4 separate regions of the Homo sapiens genome follow, and all the other regions are linked to region 1. A link is a loop called in an ENCODE intact Hi-C map of the cell type or tissue named here. Cell type or tissue: IMR-90. All regions are shown on one strand. Region 1 overlaps BCAS3 (BCAS3 microtubule associated cell migration factor). Region 2 overlaps BCAS3 (BCAS3 microtubule associated cell migration factor). Region 3 overlaps BCAS3 (BCAS3 microtubule associated cell migration factor). Region 4 overlaps BCAS3 (BCAS3 microtubule associated cell migration factor).

Region 1 (2,500 bases):
GGGCTTGGTGGCTCACACCTGTAATCCCCAGCATTTTGGGAGGCTGAGGCAGGCAGATTGCTTGAGACCAGGAGATCGAGACCAGATTGTGCAAAATGGCAAAACCTTGTCTCGATTTAAAAAGGCAAAGAAAGGGAGACAAGAAAGGAAAGAAAAAAAAGGAAAGAAAAAGAAGGGAAGGGAAGGGGAGGGGAGGGGAGGGGAGGGGAGGGGAGGGCATAATAAAAGGAGCACAAAAAAGCTTCAAAATTTATAACGATCTCTTAAAGAGAGAAAAATATTACACATAAAATAAGAAAAGGGTGTGATAATAAAAAAAATTCAAAGAAAATCATATTAAAAAGATTGCAGAAATAAAAATGCAACAAGAAGACTGAAACATACGTTGGGGAAATTCTCATAAAGTTAAAAAAAAGATAGAAAATAGACAAGAAGATTAGGGGCTCAATGTAGAAGATACATTATTCAAGTAATAGGATTTCCAGGAAAGGGCCCAAAAAAAACCAACTGAGAAAAAAACAGAAGAGTTAAAAGAAGAGGCCTCTGGGGAATGACACCCGAGAGTGGGGAGGATAGGCCAAAAAGTGCCTCCTTTCACTATAAAATTATATTTTTGACTTTTATAATAAATGCATGTATTTCTTTGATAAAAAATAAAAATTATATTTAAAGGGTAAACAACAACAGTAAGTGTCCAATCAATGTTAATAGAAAAGAGTAGATAACTATTAGCCCTTATAATGCCTCAATGCCTCAAAAATGAAGTTTAATCACTCTGATATTATAAAGTATACAGATAACAAGTCCCTGAATAGCAACACATAGAGAATAAAAAAACATTTAGCATAATGACCCCACATACTCAAATGATATAACTAAAAAATTTGCCTCTATTCATTCAATGGTATTCACTCAGAGGAACTGGATCTGCATGTAGTACTCAGAAAGGATATTAATTGATAGTAATATATTTCCAAAGTTGAATTCTCTAAGAAGACGTTGAAGAATAAATCACAGAAAACATAATAAAAAGGAAGAAAGGCTATTTAAGATCTGATAAGACATTAACATCCCTAGTACCTCAGGTTCATGCCAGGGTTGCCTTGATTACAATGAGAAAATATTGCCCTCTAGAGGCATGTCTCATTAACCATTTAAAAATAAAACTATTTTGAAATCTGGAGTTTATGATTTGCCCATGTAAAAAATACATAGAAAAGAAAAAATATTTCCACAAGCAGTAAAAAGCAAAGAAGAAATTCTGGATTAGTTTCAAGGGATAACTACATCATCTGGCATTTATTTAAAGGCAAAACTTACAGAGAAAAGAAATGTGTTATATCCAAAATGAAATACACAAAAATATAAAATATCTACATAGAGTTTATTTAGGTTTAAAATATTTTTAAATTAATTTTCATAGCACTAAATTTTAAAGTATAATTTAGAGGCAATATAATATCAGGTTTCCTTTAAAATATATCCCACTGGCAATTTTATTTCCCCCCAAAACTACGTTATCTATACCTTTCTCTCAATTTTACTGAGAACCTAAAACTTCTCTTTAAAAACCTATTTAAAAACAACAACTGTACAATCTTCATTTAATAGCTTCTTCCATTAATGATTCTGAAATGAAAGCATCTTGTTTTCAGGAAGGTATTATGAGGTCACTCTTTTCTATCCACTTTCCCTAACAAACTCATCTGCTCTGTCTTGAGAAAATAGTAAATGTTAAAACTAGCAGAGTGCTATAGCAACATTTTTTTTTAAAAAAGGTGATAAAAGAATTTGAGAAAACAAATTCACCAGGAAAACTTTAAATCTGAAAATAACAAATGAAAAACAAAACTGCATTTGAGCTAAAACAATAAAGTACACATAATCAATAAAAATCCAGGTACTAAACTAAGATATCCCCCCACAAGATTTTTCTCCATTTAACATGTTTATACTATTTATATACTCTATGTCATATGAGGCATAAAATCTAAAGCAGAGCTACAGTGCACTTGATTGATTTTTCTTGGCAAAAATTAAAACATGCACATGGAAACTTCAATCCACAAGTAAACAGTGATGTGGAAAGAAAAGTCAAGAAACATCACATTATCATTGATTCTCTTAAGTAGGTGAAACTATATAAGGCTGAAATGTGTGGTTGCTTTGTATTTACAATTGTGATGTGGTCTGTATCAAGAAAACTACTGATCAACGTAAGTTAAAATTACAATAAACCATCAAATGAAAGCTATAAACAGAGTCTTTGAGTGGTAAAAGGAATGCCTCATACAGATGCTAAAAAGAAAAGTGATACTTCCAGTTTTGTAAAAGCACTTTACTGAAATATGGAGGCTCCAAGTCCAAGAAATGAGAGGCTTTGTACAAAGGTCTCCGAGTCTCATCAACTACTTCCATTTAGAAAAAGCAGAATCTAGAATTCAGATGCCAAAAGCTGTGACTCAAAGATGACCCCTCTGAGGACGAACAAGTTAATAGG
Region 2 (2,500 bases), 280 kb after region 1:
AGACATTCAAGAATAGAAAAAAAGAATCTATGGTGATAGAAGTCAGAATAGCAGAATAATGGTTACTTGGAGGTGGAAAGAGGGTAGTACTGCCAAGGAAGTGGCACAAGGGATTCTTTTGAGGTACTGGAAATATTCTAGATCTTAATCCAGGATGATGGTTAGAAGGTTATATATATATATATTTTCAGTCTGTACACTTCAGATTTGTGCATTTTACTGTATGTATATTCAATAACATTTATCAGAAAAAAATTGCATTCCACAGACTTATAAATCAGCTTAGGTCCAAATAATATATTGTTTTAGAGTAGAAAATCATCAAAAAGATCTCAAGTAAGAAAGAGTCCAACTTACAATGATAAATTTCAAACTCACAGTAATGTCTACTGCCTATGTCAAATCAACAAGAGTCACGCCACTATTCGCACACAGGGAAAAATTAAGTTTCAGATGCAAGAGTTCTCTGGAGTGATACTTTAAGAAACATACTACAGGAAAAGATATTTTAATCCACCAATATGGTTAAATTCCAGAAATTACTTCAGTATTACTCTTCATTTCTGCTTTTATTCATCCATAACAACCAATGTCCTCCCACTGTATCTACAGTCTAAGGATCCACCTATTCTCTTTCCAGGAAGAAGAGAATGCACCAAACAAAATAAGGTCCTATTCTCAACAAAGGCAATTTTTTTCACTGGACTTCATCCATATTCAACCTCTCTCTGCTTGCCAGTGTACCCAAATCACTAACTTTATATTACTCCCAAATGAAACCCATAAAAACTGTTTCCTGGCTAACAATCTTAACATGGCAAGGTCTATTGGCACCCAACCTCTAATAAATAGTAGACTAATTGGCATTTACCTCAAGAATGCCCTTGCATATTTGCTCTAAAGCTTTTAGTGTATAAAAACTACACAAAAAGCTTTAGGGCAAAAATTTCCTTTCAAGGAGCAGCCGCACTTTTCTTAGCTCAATGTGGTAGCGACACCTAGTGTTAGGTCATTGAAGTACCGCATATACACAGCTCCAAGAAAACACTACAAATACTAACTTTTGAAAAGAAAATACAGTCATCTCTCTGTATTCACATGGGGTTGGTTCCAGAATCCCTGTGGACACCAAAACCTCCAATGCTTAAGTCCCTTTTATAAAATGGCATGGTATCTGCACATAACCTATGCATATAAAACCTATGCACATCCTCCTATATACTTTAAATCATCTCTAAATTACTTACAATACCTAATACAATGTGCTATGTAAATAGCTATACTGTCATTTTTATTTGTGTTATTTTTTATTGTTGAATTATTTTTTACTTTTTTCCCAAATATTTTCTATCCATATTGACTGAATGCACGTATTCAGAATCCATGGATATCCAGGGCCAACTGTATACTGTTTCACACAATACAACTGCCATATTTTAGGTGATGTAATAAATATATTCTCCATTTTTTAAGAAAAAAATAAGCATTTCAAAAGAAGATAAGACGCTGGGCGCAGTGGCTCATGCCTGTAATCCCAGCACTGTGGGAGGCCAAGGCAGGAGGATCACTTGAGCTCAAGAGTTCAAGATCAGACTGGGCAAGATGGCAAAACCCCATCTCTACAAAAAAATATATATATACAAAAATCAGTTGGGCATGGTGGTGCACACCTGTGGTCCCAGCTACTCGGGAGGCTGAGGTGAGGGAATCGCTTGAGCCCAGGAAGCGAAGCCGTGATTGCACCACTGCACTCCAGCCTGGGTGACAGAGCAAGACTATGTCTCAAAAAGAAAAGAAAAGAAAAGAAAACTAAGTTGCCATTTAAACAGATAGCAAAAAGTATGCGAAAATATCAGAAGACTTTTACCACTGAAACTTTAAGTGAGAACCCTTTATTACTTATAAGACAATATGCTATACAATTTTTGCTTTACATGATTTTTAACATAGTGTAAGTCTAATAATCAAATTCTATTTCTGCTAAAATGATGCCATCTTTCATACTAAGCAGCACTGGTCCCCAGGTCAAGACTCTGGAAACATCTTTAACTTTCTTCTCTTCTAAACGTCTAACCACTTACCATGGTTTTTGGTAATCCTCTCACAACAACAAACTTAGTTCAGGCTCTCAACATCTAACATTTAGACAGTGTTGAAATTCACTCCTAACTAGCCTTATAACCTTTTCTTTTCTCCTGCTATTCATCCCACTGCAACCACAAAATCAATATTACAGACAGCTTTTGGAATGTATGTTACCAAAAGATTCTCAACGAGTCCAAATTATTATGGCTGAAAGAATAAGTTCAACTCCTCATCCTGCAATTCAAATCTCCTCCTTGAAAATTCTGTATCTTATTCTCATGACTACAAAGAATGTATAATGCTAAAATGAATGTTAATAATCACAGAAATGTTATTTGTGTGAAATAAAATAATACATGATTGCATGTCTAAACATACTCATCAAAAACTCCTTCTCCAACTGGATGTCTTGATG
Region 3 (2,500 bases), 160 kb before region 1:
CAGAGGTAAACATATTGATTTTCTGCTTCTGTGTGTAATTCTTATGGAGTAATCAAAGGCAAAAAGGAAAAAAGAAAAGAAAAACCTAGCTGAGACAGTGAAGACTATAACTCTATTCTCACACTTTAAAGGATAAAATGTATGAATATATATGGATTCACAAGTTTGTGCTTGAAATGAGAAAAATTATGATTACATATATTTTGAGTTGTTGATGTTAAATTGTGTGAAGAAAATATGCAAGCTGATGTATAAATAATTTCCTTTTATATAACAAAAAGGATCTATTTCTGACAAAACATGAACTTCTAATCAAATTTCTGATTAGAAGTTTTGTTATTAGAAGTTCACTTTTGTTATCTGCTAATTTTTGCATTTCGGTTAGTATCTTTAAAGACCTTTATTTTAAATAAATGTAGTCAGACTAGTCTGGCTTTCCAATGAAATCGAAATCAAATTCCTTTATCGGAGCTGCCTTACTGTCTCATGTACTATCCCTCTTTCCCTTTAAGCAAATATCATTATCAGTTAACCCGCTATTTGTGCAACTGGGATTTTATTGTTAAGGCATAGGTGTTGAAATTATTTAAAAGCCTGGATGAAGATAGCATGATATTTGATGCAAGAGTAATGCAATCTGTCTAACCTCAGTTAAAGATTCACTACCAAAATTCCCAACAATTATAATAGCTACATGAATTCAGTAAAATACTTCTTAAAAAGGTATCAGCAAAGTTGGTCCAACTTGATTTTTAGAATAACCTAGAGATTTAGTTCAGCTACATTAAAGCAGCTGATTTTGAGTTAAAGCAAAAAACAAATACCAGCCACAAGTCATGCACATATTCTATCCCTTTTCCTAAAAAAATGACTGAAACACTTGAGAAAAATGTGGTATAAAGGCACAAGTACTAACATTACAAGACATTTGATGGGTCATGTAAAGAATAAGAAATCATCTCCCAGATGTTTGCAAGACAACAAAATAAATCTTTCCATGAATGTAGAAAAAATGTCGGAGTATAAACAAAATATCCATGATTAAATAAAACTTGAGGTGATCCAAACTGACTAGCATTTTACAGTATTAATGCTAATGGTTAGTCTTTTGGCAGGTTTAACAGGTCTCATAAAAAAAAGAGTTGCATATAGGAAGGAGAAGCAAACAGAAAACTAGTCATACATGGTAAAGAATAAGGAAAGAAGAGATATCAAATCAGTCAGAAATATACAATAGCAGTTTTCAATATTGCATCAGGAAATAAGGTAGTTAGAGAAAAGCTGCAATCTAAAACAGAAAACACTTTTAGGAAATGGCAAAATTAAAACAGAAGTAGATATGTAAAATAGATGAATGAAGACAAGGTCTTCCTGCACCAAGGGAGTTGTTTAGGAGAAACAGTGTCCGTTTGTGGCCAGCGATAATACTTTCCATTCAATAGAGTTTGCAGCTTGCTGATTCATATGATTGCAGGCTGGCGCCCTGCTGGCGAGCCTCTCCACTGAAATTAAATCCACTCTCTTCAGTTATAAATTATAATGCTCTATAAACAACACTCCCATTGGGAATGGGGGCGGGTGGGGGGGAAGAGAGAGAGAGAGAGAAAGAGAGAAACAGAGGAAGAGAAGGAGAGGCAAGAATGAAAAAAAAAAAGAGGCAGGGAGGGAGAAAAGAGCCGGAGAGGGAGAGCGTTTCTGCATAGTCCACTCACTGTTTAATGTTCTGCTCTTCTGCAACAAACAAGGGGAGTAAGTCTTCCACAGATAGCACTCCTGCTGTAATTCCTACACTGTTTGATGTAGAGCCCAGAAAGGAAAGTGGGATAGTAATATGAGTCTAAGAGGAAAAGTACTTAGAAATCAAGGAGTATACAAGATGAAGAGAAGATAAAAGACATTTTTATACCTGGATTTTTCAAATATATTACTGAATATATCTTTGGAGTCTCAAGGGAGAGCCAAAATGAATAAAATTATTGAATTCTGTTTTGATAAATTAGATCTTCACATTGTACATCTTTTGATATCCAAATCAATCAGAGTTATTTCCCCCAGATGCACTGGGAAAGCAAAGAAACAGGAAAGAAAAGTTAAAATTAATCCATCCCAAACAGCCTCAGACAAGGAGTCCAGAGCAAAGAGAAAGTTCAATGATTTCGAGATTAACCACATTTGCTTTTTAAAACAAATACGTATTTTGAAATTTAATACTAAATTTATAGGAGAGTGATGCCTCAACTGTTTAAATGTTGTAGAATTTGTTTTTTTTAAGTGTTGTTTCAAAGGAAAAATAATTGCAAATATTAAATTGTGTCAATTACCTAAATCATTCATAAAGGAGTCCATCGTTGAGGTGGTCTGTATGTACCAGCTTCAGGGCATTAACTTATATCCACACTGCAGATTTTTTGTGTGCATGTGAATTTTTTTAGGAGTTACTTATGGTTTATAGCAGGATAGAAACAATTATTGTTATGTGCCAATTAGGATTCCAAGGATT
Region 4 (2,500 bases), 200 kb before region 1:
CTGAGAACAACAAGACATGCTTTTGAGTTGTTTTTCTGAGTCAGATATACTCTTAGCTCATCTCATATTCTTCTGACAATGGCAGGCTAATGGTGATGCCATTTAATTCTCAGCTTTTCTTTGTAAAATATTAACTTGGCCTATTCTGAGATCAAACAAGATTTTGGGCTCAAAGGCATCATATTCTAACCAATGGAGTAGTTAGCCCAGACAGCTCCTTTAGAAGAAACACAAGTAAAATAAGAAGAAAAGTAAACTCGACCATTAAAAATTAAATAAGTAATATTTTAAAAAAAAAAGAAAATGAGGAGGGGAAAAAGGAAAGTAAACTCTTTGTTGAGAGTGTTAAGGCTTCAAGGGAGTTAAGAAAAGCATGGGCATTGAAGCCAGATCTTGGGTTAAAATCCTCATCCCAACCTTATTCGCTGTGATAGATTGCGCAAATCGTTTCAGATCTCATCAGTTTCCTCATCCGCAAAATGGGGAGAAAAATCACCACCTTTTTGGGTGCCTGTAGTCCCAGCTACTCAGGAGGCTGAGGCAGGAGAACGGCGTGAACCCGGGAGGCAGAGCTTGTAGTGAGCTGAGATCACACCACTGCACTCCAACCTGGGAGACAGAGCGAGACTCCATCTCTTTAAAAAAAAAAAAAAAAAAATCACCACCTTTCTGAAAGTACCTGGAATAGTGTCTGGCACATAAAAATTACAAAAAAAAAAAAAAAAAAAAAAAGAGGCCGGGCACAGTGGCTCACACCTGTAATCCCAGCACTTTGGGAGGCTGAGGTGGGAGGATCACGAGGTCAGGAGTTTGAGACCAGCTTCATCAACATGGTGAAACCCGGTCTCTACTAAAAATAACAAAAACTAGCCGAGCGTGGTGTCACATTCCCGTAATCCCAGCTACTTAGTAGGCTGAGGCAGGAGAATCACTTGAACCCGGGAGGCGGAGGTTGCAGTGAGCCGAGATTGCGCCACTGCACTGCAGCCTGGGCGACAGAGCGAGACCCTGTCTCAAAAAAAAAAAAAAAAAGTTAGTTTCCTTTCCCTTACCTTTCTCCCTCACTGGAAAGTACAGAAAAGGCTTTTTTAAAAGCCCATGGATTTTTCAGATTGAACGTGGAACGTACTTCACGAAGGGGGTCATGGTACCCTCTCTCACCATTAACCACAACCTGAGCAAACTCGCTAGGGCTTCCAGTCTCTCACCTCCTCCAGCACCACATTTGTTATAGTCTAAGCCAGAAGGACTCTTTCAGCCTCAAAGAAGAGAGTGTATCCCCCAAAATAAATGAACATGACTCAAACTTTGGATATTTAGCTATTTAAACATGTTGCTCACAGCTCATGTTCCCAGCTTAAGGAATTCCTCTTGGATCCTTTTTCCAGTGGCAATGGATGGTTTCCACATTACATTCTTTGCCCGCTTATGCAGCTGGCAAGCCTGATAAAATCAAAACAAATTCACAACAAATACACACATAAACACACACACTTCAGTGCTCTTGTGAGTCAGGCAAGTGGGTGATTTCCATGAGATGGAAGTATGATTACTGTCTGCAGGCCTCCTCATTCGTTCTGACTTTGCCTCTAGCAGATACCTGCGAATGCCAGGTAGTCTGCATTTAAGGAGAAATATTCCTGTCATTGTTTGGTTTTAGGTTCGGGTTAAAATGTATTTATTTCAACATTATCTTAATGTTTTAAAAGAGACCTCCTAATTTTTATGGAATGAAAAGACAACTGTATGACCTATAATTCTTTTTTTTTTTATATATACTATTTGTCCTTTCTTGCTCTGTCTGGTAAATGGGTAAACAGTGCTTTCTGAGTATGAATTAAAAATAAACACCTGTCCTGACTCAGGGCTGCTAACTTGGCTTTAAAATCCTATGAGGGTTTTTATTATTTCTAATGGAGACTGTTTGGATGAGGCAGGAAAGAGGAAAGGTAGCCCATCAAAAAAGTACATTTTCCAATTCTATTTGGAATTTCAGTACAATACTTGATTATTAGGCTCAAACAGGTTAACTGTACCTGATCCTATGGGTGTGGCAAAGAAACAAAATCCAAATTTTGGCTGAAACAGAAGCAAGATAATAGTAAAAAGATACTAATATAATAAGAGAGCCAGCCAAACAGCTGAGGATACCTCACTACCACCCGCATTGATAATCAAAAGAAATACGCTCTAGTCCTAATGCCTCTTCAGTAGGAATGTTTCGGAGGCTGAACGATCAGGATCCAGGAGGCTAACATTCCACACCAGCTCGGTCATTGATTTACCATACGGCCTTCGGCAAGCCGAGGGCCCTTTCTGAAGCTCAGGTTCCTTTATTATGAAATAAGAATAATAATCTCTCCTTTACCAAGTTGCTATGGCTATAAAATAATAAATAATGCTTTGTCAATAGTAAGTGCCAAATTGATGTTAGTTGTCACTATTATCAAACAGTGTACTGCCCAGTAAGGCAAGAATAATAAGCTAACTAACTAATTGT

Evidence for each region. Hi-C counts contacts between places; a loop is a spot of excess contacts. Peaks named below come from ENCODE experiments on the same cell type or tissue, not always from the same donor. Only the 100,000 strongest peaks of a DNase experiment are listed, where the experiment ranks them.
Region 2: a loop joins it to region 1, with 6 times the contacts of the local background. A loop is called at or near these places in 20 of 110 quality-filtered maps.
Region 3: it touches region 1 in a loop (6-fold over the local background); 5 of 110 quality-filtered maps call a loop at or near these places.
Region 4: a loop joins it to region 1, with 5 times the contacts of the local background. A loop is called at or near these places in 11 of 110 quality-filtered maps.

What each region holds. Positions count from the first base shown.
Region 1 is chr17:61,001,090-61,003,589 of GRCh38, reverse strand. The region is part of intron 15 of BCAS3 (BCAS3 microtubule associated cell migration factor); the gene reads right to left. Among named protein-coding and RNA genes, the nearest start is that of BCAS3-AS1, 130 kb to the left of the region's middle. In IMR-90, a CTCF peak has its summit at 1,124 (motif pointing left); DNase peaks (open chromatin) are centred at 1,109 and 2,489; H3K4me3 peaks cover 179 bases; H3K27ac peaks cover 294 bases.
Region 2 is chr17:60,719,441-60,721,940 of GRCh38, reverse strand. All of the region lies in intron 5 of BCAS3 (BCAS3 microtubule associated cell migration factor), which reads right to left. Among named protein-coding and RNA genes, the nearest start is that of BCAS3, 43 kb to the right of the region's middle. In IMR-90, a CTCF peak has its summit at 989 (motif pointing left); a DNase peak (open chromatin) is centred at 990.
Region 3 is chr17:61,156,688-61,159,187 of GRCh38, reverse strand. All of the region lies in intron 22 of BCAS3 (BCAS3 microtubule associated cell migration factor), which reads right to left. Among named protein-coding and RNA genes, the nearest start is that of BCAS3-AS1, 22 kb to the right of the region's middle. In IMR-90, a CTCF peak has its summit at 1,466; a DNase peak (open chromatin) is centred at 1,447; H3K4me3 peaks cover 628 bases; H3K27ac peaks cover 1,218 bases.
Region 4 is chr17:61,200,292-61,202,791 of GRCh38, reverse strand. All of the region lies in intron 22 of BCAS3 (BCAS3 microtubule associated cell migration factor), which reads right to left. Among named protein-coding and RNA genes, the nearest start is that of BCAS3-AS1, 66 kb to the right of the region's middle. In IMR-90, no CTCF peak of the experiment used is centred here; DNase peaks (open chromatin) are centred at 21, 1,401 and 2,271; H3K4me3 peaks cover 180 bases; H3K27ac peaks cover 1,747 bases.